Linked DNA regions of Homo sapiens: region 2 is linked to region 1. Evidence: read pairs that join two places in POLR2A ChIA-PET (ENCODE). Cell type or tissue: A673. All regions are shown on one strand. Region 1 has its middle 90 kb from the start of KIAA1217. Region 2 has its middle 220 kb from the start of OTUD1.

Region 1 (5,000 bases):
GAAATACTATCCATGAATGAAGGTAATAGAGAAGGGAGCCTGGACAACCCACAGCCTTGGAAGCTAGACAGCTGAATGAAAGAAACAACAACAGCAAACAAAAAGAATACAGGATGCCAGTGGACAGGATCATTCTTGGATCTTTTTCCTCCCCTGTCCATTGAAATACGTGAATGAGCTGCCTCTATTACCTGCATTACACAGGTAAAGTAAGGAGGATTTAATGTGATAAGTGTCACAGAATATTTAGTATCACACCTAGCAAAGGATGTCAGTCAATACTTGCTAGATGTCATCAACATCTTCCTCATCATCATCTCCTTGTACCACAGGATGTGGCAGTTCAGATATGACTGGAATATAGGTTCATAAAAAAGCCACTCAATGCAAACCATTCTCTTTACAAATGACAGCTGCCCCAGGGTTGCAGAGATGACTTGATGCCTTTTGAAATTCAGCAATACAATTTCCATTGGGGGAAAAGAAGTCATAAGGCACATTCTCATTTAGCAGGTGGAAAACAGGCCAGTTAAAGAAGGCAAAGTCTACTGAGCATTTTCTTAACTGGTTAAGGAGGAATGTGCGAGGTAGGAAAACTCCTAGTCTTCATGGCTCCCTTTTGTAAAGGTGGCGTGCCAAGATCACCATAGTTGATGGGAGCTAGCCAGCACTCATAAAAGAGGCTATAGGGGCAACATTATGCCCCATAGCAAGAAGCACGAATTCTTAAGCATAGCTACACCAGAAAGCAAGTAATCCCACTGAAAGCAACCACTGTTCTGTATGGCAAGAACCAGACTCTCATTTTATTTCATTTTTCACTGTTCTCAGATTCCCCTCCCCGTCTCCCAAGGGTGGGTTCATGGCCATCCAAGATTATACCATTGTCACAAATGCTCTCAAAAGTGGGACTCTGATTCCCATTGTTCACAGTGGGACTTTACCCTTGGACTACATCTAGTTACTACACAACATGTAGGGGAAATTTAAAGGACATCTATAGGTCTGAAATAATACACTCTCCTAAGTGAAAATAACAGATGGCCTGGCAGATAATGATCTTTAACTGAAGGGCTAACCAGTAACAAGGCCGGTTCTGGGAGCACTTGGCTATGGCAACAGATGACGCATAGGAATCATGTTTCTTGGAGGTCGAGGCAGACAGTATCTAAAGAATAGGGAAAGCTGGAGGAAGAATGCAGCACCCTACTTCCACGGAAGTGGGTTTCACCCATTGTCTTTCTCCTGCAGACATGCTGGTCCGTAGAGAGCCTTGGTACAGGTGATGGCTTTTGTGACTTAGGGGACCTGGGATGTGTAGGAAGCACAGATCATTTTAATGTTCCTTCTTGCCCAGACATTGGCCAGACAGCACATTGAAGCAGCCATCTCTTCCCCAAAATAACTGCTGGGAGAGGTAGCATGACCCCTCCAATAGCAAACTTTAAGGATTTACAGCTACTATATAAGGACGAGAGGGTAGAGGGATGGGTGGTAGATGTTAGGAGCCCCTAAGGGAACAGGACATTCTGGGCCCTTCTAGATAACCTCTCTGATTACCTGTATATCCTTTAACCACATACAGCTAGATCAGCCTCACAGCTCTGGATTCCTGGAGTTCTGAGGAGGCTTCAAGACACACACAGCTGTAGCTCAGCCTAATAGTGCAACCCAAGATATTAGCAGTTTGACGTATTTTTATGTTTCAACATCCTTTTGCTATAGAGTTGTTTTTTTTAAAAATTTTTACACATTTGCAATATGATTTCATGGCAATTTCAAAAGGGGTTCACAAGAGTTATTGTTTTAGCTAAGTTTACTCTCTAGATTTACAGATCTTTCAGCAAATGTACCTAAATATTCCAGAGAAGTCGACAAAAGTTGAAATAAATTGGTTTGCTTGCTAGGGCAACAATGCTCTTTTCAGAAGAGACTTTTGCTTGCTCATTTTCCAAGTTAAAATATCGTTTATATTATTGGAGGAAATGAGGCAAAAGATATTCACATGACATGTTAATGAAATCAAATGAGTCTTGACATAAAAACATAAACATTACTATAAATATTGCCTGCTACCTGCTAGTACTGAACAGTGTTCACAGCAGAAAACTCAGTATCTCATCTTGTAAGTAATTTATGAGTTGGCAAATCATTTTACTCATATTTATAGTACAACTGATAACTTCATTGAGATTATAATATGCAAAAAAGGCTGACTAGGGGGTTAGGAAGGAAGAAAAGAGAAAAAAAAACAAAGACAAAGTACTTACTTTGAGTGATATTTTAAAAGTAATCCTGAATTTCAAATTAGGCTTTTTTGCTCAAAAAGAAAGACTGATCTAGTTCTACTCCCTGGGTCCTCAGGGTATGCTTCATTACTCAACAGGACAAATCTTTGAGAAATCTTCCTTTTATATTTATTTCTTCAAATGTCCATGCTTTACTAGAAATAGTAAAAAACAAAGCTGCCTTTAAAAAAAAAAAAGCAAATCCAGGATGTAAGTAACAAAAGAAAAATAAATCCTCTCCAAAGCTAGACTCTAATTCAGAGTGTAACTGTCTCCGCTATCTCTGTTTGAAGGCGTCCTCTTGTATTCCTTGTGACATTTCTCTTCACTCAGCCCGGTGCTGTTTTACAGCAACGTGAGGATGTCTGAAGAGAAATGAACTCATTCTCTGAAGTCCCTTGTAGTAAAGGAAAACAGATGGAGGATTTCCTGCTGAGGACTCCCTACCGAGGCACAAATTCGAGGGGGTGTGGAATTGACTTGTTAAGGCGCTCGGTTTTCTAGGCTCAGCAGAATCAGCTCAGCAATGAGCCCATATATGCTGTCTCTGCGCTACAGAGAACTCTGTCATCCTGCAATAACTCCACCGAAAGCAAGTGGCGGAGGCGGCTCAACAACATTATAGGGCCCTGTTTGTCATCACCCCTATTGCAACCACATCTTACCTCAGGACCAGAGAAATGCACGTAAGGACGTTTTGCTAGATTCAGTCTTCTTTCCCATGACTTTCGTTTCTTTTTTTTTTTTTTTTTAACCGTTATTTGAGGCTCAGGGGTACATGTGCAGGTTTGTTATAGAGGTAAATTCACGTCAGGGTTTGGTACACAGATGATTTGGTCACCCCGGGTACTAAGCAAAGTACTTGATAGTTATTTTTCCTTCCTCTCGTTTCTCCCACCCTCCTCCCCTTTCTTGGCTTTTCACATTCATTTCCCAGGTTTCTTATCTGATATAAGCAGTTTCCAGTTCCATGCATTTTGTGAGTGCATTCCTAAAGATTAATTTAAAATGTTATCAGCATTTTCTTTCTCCTACCACCCCTTTTCCGTATGAAAGTACACTTTTCAGCGAAGCACATTTCAAAATATGTGATGAAGATACTGCTTTGCTCAGGAACATTAAATTACACATATGAAGAAAGCAGGACTCTGCATAAGCTGCTTACGACTGCAGAGCCCTGACCACAGATTGAGACTTTTTAACTTTAAAACAAAAACAAAACCAGAAATAGTGAATAGCCCAAAACTCACTTTTTTAATTTTTATTTTTGAGACAGGATCTCACTCCGTTGCCCAGGCTGGAGTGCAGTGGCATGATTTCAGCTCACTGCAGCCTCAACCTCCTGGGCTCAAGTGATCTTCCCACCTCACCTCAACCTCCCAAGTAGCTGGGACTACAGGCACACTCACCACACCCAGCTAATTTTTGTAGAGATGGGGCATCACCATGTTGCCAAGGCTGGTCTCGACCTCCTGGGCTCAAGCAATCCTCCCACACTGACTCTCCAAAGTGCTGGGATTACAGGCATGAGCCACCATGCTCAGCCCCAAAACTCACCTTTAAAAGCACTATTAGGGCCCAGCACAGTGCTGTAATCCCAGCACTTTGGGAGGCCAAGGCGGGCGGATCACCTGAGGTCAGGAGATCGAGACCAGCCTGACCAACATGTGGAAACCCTGTCTCTACTAAAAATACAAAATTAGCCGGGCATGGTGGTACATGCCTGTAATCCCAGCTACTAGGGAGGCTGAGGCAGGAGAATTGCTCGAACCTGGGAGGTGGAGGTTGCGGTGAGCCGAGATTGAGCCACTGCACTCCAGCCTGGGCAACAAGAGCAAAACTCCATCCCCCCCCACCCAAAAAAAAAACACTATTTGGAGTTATTTCCTTCCTTATCACCAAGAATAAGGATACTCCTGCCCATCAGAGCCCTATTAATCTAACAAAGCAGTAACCGTGTATTAATTTCAGTTATCCTAACAGTTCACTCTAACTCCCTAACTATCTTTCATATTACAAATGTGTGTTAAACATCCTTCTAGAAATAAGTACCACACAGTCTTTCTTTCCGTGTGTCTTGGTGCAAGAGTTAATTTTTGTGGAGTAAAAGTTTCCATAAGCACAGGAAAATGACTATGAAAAATTAAGAGAGGTAAGGAGGGTTATTAGGAAGAAGATGTGTAAATTGTGTGTGCGGAGCTATGGCTGATCCATGAGTGGTGAGGACAAAAAAAACTTTTATAGACTCAATAAAAAATTTAAAAATCATCTAGAAGGCTGTTCTACATCAGGGATCCACAAACTATGGCCCATGGGCCAAATTAGGCCCATTGCCTATATTTGTAAATAAAGTTTTATTGGAACACATAAAAATTGAGAAATTCCTCTGTAAAGGAACAGATAGCAAATATTTTAGGCTTTGCAGGCCATGCAGTCTCTGTTGCCATATTGTCTACAGCTGTTTTCCTGCCACAACGGCAGAGTTGCACGCTTACGACAGAGACTGCATGGTCTGCAGAGCCCAAAATATTTGCCATCTGTCCCTTTACAGAGAAAGTTTTCAGACTCCTCCTCTGTATGATAGAGGGTCACCAGATAACTCCTGAATATTTTGGCCTTTTTTTTCTGAGCTGTGCAGTCAGAGGTGTATCACCATAATTGTATTCATAGATAATTCTCATCACTCAATGTCCTACCACTACTCATGGGGCA
Region 2 (5,000 bases), 460 kb after region 1:
CCACTAGATGCAGGCCACCATGGGAAGGGCATGCCCTGAGAGAGGAGATGCTCTACAGCTGAGGCAGCCCCTGAAGGAGCTGAGAGCACTCCCAGCAGCTGGGGCAACAAGTCCCCCTGAGTGAGACTGAGATGCTCATTCCTGGGCCCTCCACATGCACCTCATAGCACTGGCCTCAGAGTGTTGTTAGGAAGAAAAAAAAAATGGGTTACAAAATGTGAGATATGGTCCATAAAAAGGACTCAGTAAATGCTGTCTTCTGATGACATTGATGTTAGTTTCACCTGATTTCACCAGAAAACTGATGTTTGTGAGCACTTTTTTTTTAAGATAGGCTGGAGTGCAGTGGTGCAATCTCAGCTCACTGCCACCTCCACTTCCCATGTTCAAGCAATTCTCATGCCTCAGGCTCCCAAGTAGCTAGGACTACAGGCACCTGCCACCACAGCTGGCTAATTTTGGTACTTTTAGTAGAGATAGGGTTTCATCATGGTGTCCAGGCTGGTCTCGACCTCCAGACCTCAAGTGATCTGCCCATCTTGGCCTCCCAAAGTGCTGGGATTACAGGCGTGAGCCACCATACCTGGCCAGGAAGACAGATGTTGGGTATAGATAAGCCACATGGTGTGGCTCACCCAGGCCTTGCACCCCACTGGCACAGGCCATCCCCTTGTCAGTCACTTCAGCATCTGGGGTAGAATACCATATATGCACTTGTATTTGGAGGGCGGATGTGGTCTACACATTTTGTAAGTATACATTGGCCATTTGAAAGTCTGGTTCGTTATTCCTCAGCCATTGCAATGAAGCAATTTTCTGCTTTTGCAGCGCCAATAATAACTATGTTGGCAAGCCTGTAGTTCTGATATCCAACGTAGCAGAAGAAAAGTCTGTCTTAGCTCTTAGAGAGAGACCAATTTGCCTTCTGTATGTTCTCCTTAGACCTCCAGCAGATTGGATGGTGCACACCCACATTGAGGGCAGATCTTCCCAGCCTAGCCCACTCAGACTCATGCATTAATCTCTGGAAAAGTCCTCACAGACACAACCAAAATAATACCTACTAGGTATTTCTTAACCCAGTCAAGTTGACACCTAAATTAAGTCCACAAGTTCATCCTTTATCAGTTGGCACCCACATGCATCTCCTTAAACCACGATTTCCAAGTAAAGACAAAAACAAGTTAATAGTTCTGCCTAATATGATGCAACTATCCTTCATACTGTTGAAAACACACTAATCCCTTCTGCAGAATATGGCTTTCATGATTTCAATATTATGGATTTTAATCTTTCAGGAGTGTGATTTTAGACATTAAAGATTTTAGTTGTTAGGGGTATTTAGACTTTAGGGATTTGATCTTTAGGGATTTTGCTCTTTTGGGATTTCAACATTCAGGATTATGGCATTTGGGATTGTGTCTTTTGGAATTTGATGTTTCAGGATCATGATCAGCACTGGTCTATGCAAGAAACAAGGCCAGGCTGAGCTGTTCAGGGGACAAGACGCTGGCAGGTCTGAGACTGGTCTAGGCTAAACACAAGGATGGGGACTACTACTGAATGGGGCATATCTGAGGCCCAGTCATGGGTAAAGACCCATGGCAACCTCCCTGGGCAAGATGCAATGAGAGTTGTGACTTCCCCAGAGTCAGAAGGCCAGGTCTGAAGCAAGCTCCAGGAGAGGCTTAAGTCAGTTGAAAGCTTGAAGCAATTGGTGATTCAGCTAGGCAGTTCAGGCTTCCCCAGTCAGCTCTTCTCCTAGGGCTCGTCCTTTGGGGTCTTAAAGGAGCTAGGCCTTTTAAAGTAGGATCTGATCCCCAGTAAAGAGAAATGCATCCATTTTATCTGGAAGCCTTTAGTGCCTGGGTCATATGGCAATTTCAACACAAGAAGACTAGAGAAAAGGATGCACTAAATCCATTACAAGCTGTGTCAATATCCTCTGGTATGTCTCACCAGGTTCTTTTTCCTCTAGGGCCAAACTTTCTAGGATTATACCAAAGATACCTATAATTAAGCATTGACAGGTCATCAATGTCAACTTGTAAGCCTCAGATGGCGACTTGATGGAGAATGTCACTGAGCAATGTCACTCATTGTATGTTGTGAGAGTGGAAGAGAATTCCAATTGTAATTCACTCAATGAATATGTACTGAGTTCTAGGGTCCATGCTAGACTTGGGAGCTACAAATTTAAATAAGATTCAATCCCTGCCTGGGGGAACCCAAAGGGAAGAGGTGAGATTTTGTAATCACATAACAGAAAGCAAAAGGGATGGAAGGTCATGATGACAATGGGAAGTGAAAGGATTGTGTGCAGCCTCCTATCTCCCATGCTTTCCCACATTCCTCCTCTTCCCATCACACAAAAACACAGAGCATCAGAAAGAGTCCCTCATGCCTCTCTTGAAACTGCTTAGGTAGAAAATAAGTTGGATACACAACAAGAATGAAACTCAGTGGCTTTCTGTACAGCAAAAGACCTGTCATACTCCAATTGACCCAGGGAGACAAGACTAGGAAGGGGAGAGCCATGAAGCTAGGATCCTGCTGTGGCAGAACAAAAATGGAATTCCTGGGGGCTTACAACACACAGAGCAGGAAATAGGATGCCTCATCAGGAAATGGCAGTGGGCTTAAGTTGGCCATGAACTTATTGTCAAGGAGTCTGGACCATATTTGGAGGATAATAGAGAGCTGTTAGGGATTAACAGCTTTTAAATGTCAATGAGACAGGAGTGCAGTGTATTAATTCAAGATGAAAGATTGAAGAGATGGAGACTAAACACACCCCATGAATTCTTCCATGGCTCCACCCAGAGTGGCTGACTCTGACCCCCAGAACTACAGCTACTCAAAGATCCTCCCAATCCAGTGATTCTCCCGGCCACTGCCTGGCCAAGGTGGCCGTCCCAAACTCCTGAGGGGCTTCTTGGCTGGCTTTCTGGGAGGAGCCCCTCTGAGGTCACCTGAGGCCCCCTGAGTTCTATCTTCTTTAAAGAAGCCTGCTCCTGCTGGGTACCCTCTGTTCCCTGATACACCAAACCTGAAAGCTGAAGATTCTCTTTCCCTAGCTTGTCCCTTCTTCACTGGTCTCAAAATAAACTCATGGACCAAATTCACTCTTAAAGGATTTACCAGAGTCTCTATAGGGAAGAGGGAATTTAAAAAATAGTAAGATGGAGTAGTTATGAGCTCAGGGAACCCCACGGTGTCCTCACAATCAAGACATCTGACTCCCATTCTTAATATCTAGGAACTTCAGAAAAAGCTCCCAAGTTTCCAAGAATTCATACTTCAAGCCTCCCTTTTCCACCAATTCCAGATGTAGTGGGAAATCATCTTCTGTTCCCACAGCCCTAGTCTCAGAAACCCCTAATCTAGCTCTGGCCCTGCCTATGTGGCCCACTTTTGGCTCTAGTGGGGTTTCTACCCTCTCATTACCCTCTCACATTTGTATTTTTCTTCTCTTTTATTTCCCACAGCCCCAACTAAACTTCTTCCCAACAAAAAGTAGTTTCTATGTCACAGGCAGTTCCCAAAACACCCTGTAGGTGACTCCAGTATGCCACCAGTAATAAGAGGCTTACTTGATCTTTTGACCAAGAAGTCTTCACCTCAGGAAATTTCAAATAAATATCAAGGTTTACTTGCTTTTTTGCTTTGCTGTATTTTAAGATCATGGAACAAATCTGAATTCTGAGACCAGCCTCTTACAAAAGCAAACTGTCATGGAGGGGCAAAAGACCTTGAAAAACCTGCAAGGGTCTTTAGAAAGGAGAATGAAGATGTGACAACTTAAAATGATGATATTATTATTTCTGCTTTGAGTCAGCATACTACCAGTAAGCTCTTAAAGCATGTTTATTGCCTAGCGGGGTAATGCTCTTATAACGTTTCAATGTGCAGCACCACATTGTACCCAAAGGAATAGGATTAGCTGTGGATAAACATGCTGAAAATTCTTTATCATTTGCAGAAGAAAGAATTTTCTTTTAGTTACAATTCTGGAAGTAGAGCCAACTTATTTTCAATGGCTTCTTCAATTTAAATGAGATTATGCGTTTCTGAGCAGTTGAATAAAACAAGGAACCAGTGTCAAGCCAAAGCACCTTAAAGTGGAGAAAAGTCTAAATTATTCAATAAGGGTTTTATCTTTCATTTGTTGGATTTGGATAACTCCACTGGAACTCACTGAGACATTCTATGTCCTAGATTAGAATTTTTTAAATATATTTAAAAAGACATGGTTACTGAAATATCCACCTGATAAATTATTCTCATTTATAAGTATAGTAGACATATATCTTAGACTTCTCTGGGACAATTCCATTTTCAATGTATTTTATTCTTTCCTATAAAGGCAGCATGTTCAATGTTTAACCAAACTTGATTCCATATTATTCAATTTAGAGATTAGAAAACATCTATCGCTGGACCACCTGTTTTAAGTTTATAAAATAAGGGCGCCATGAGCTCTCATGAGCTCTAATGTAGTGATATTCCACTACCTTTATAATACTCAAGAATCTCAGCTAATTTAGCTTAGATTTACAGAAATCATTAGGATGTAAAAGCATTTGTAAGGCAATGTAATTTATCCTTCTCTTTCAGGTAGACAGTCACACCTGAATCGTCCCAGACTAATGAGAATTCATTCTGTTTCTAAAGACATTCAGAAAATTAGATCAACAAGCCTTTTCCATTGCACCTTTCCTTTCTGAATACACGGTCATCATGTTCTATTAATAGATGAGAAAGAAAGTCAAGTTCTAGACCTGGTCATCCCATATTTGTAGTAAAGACTGTTTTTCCCGTAGCTAGCTGGTGATAGGGTTTTAGGGTCCACAATCTATTTACTTTTTTCTAAACCATTCTGAAAGTCAGCAAAAATGACTATATATCCTATTAACAAATTTGTCACACCGTAAAAGACCTTGCTGTGTCCCTTTGCTATAATTTCTCTAGCTGACTTCTTCCTCTATAGCCTCAAGGAT

What was found. ChIA-PET counts read pairs that join two places held together with the same protein. Peaks named below come from ENCODE experiments on the same cell type or tissue, not always from the same donor. Only the 100,000 strongest peaks of a DNase experiment are listed, where the experiment ranks them.
Region 2: POLR2A ChIA-PET joins it to region 1 with 7 read pairs; 1 of 35 experiments calls an interaction of 5 or more read pairs at or near these places.

The regions. Positions count from the first base shown.
Region 1 is chr10:24,116,192-24,121,191 of GRCh38, reverse strand. It overlaps a transcript of KIAA1217 not described here. Among named protein-coding and RNA genes, the nearest start is that of KIAA1217, 90 kb to the left of the region's middle. In A673, no CTCF peak of the experiment used is centred here; a DNase peak (open chromatin) is centred at 2,731; H3K4me3 peaks cover 2,032 bases; H3K27ac peaks cover 3,006 bases.
Region 2 is chr10:23,655,482-23,660,481 of GRCh38, reverse strand. No RefSeq gene overlaps it. Among named protein-coding and RNA genes, the nearest start is that of OTUD1, 220 kb to the right of the region's middle. In A673, a CTCF peak has its summit at 3,547; DNase peaks (open chromatin) are centred at 2,621, 3,571 and 3,851; H3K27ac peaks cover 2,034 bases.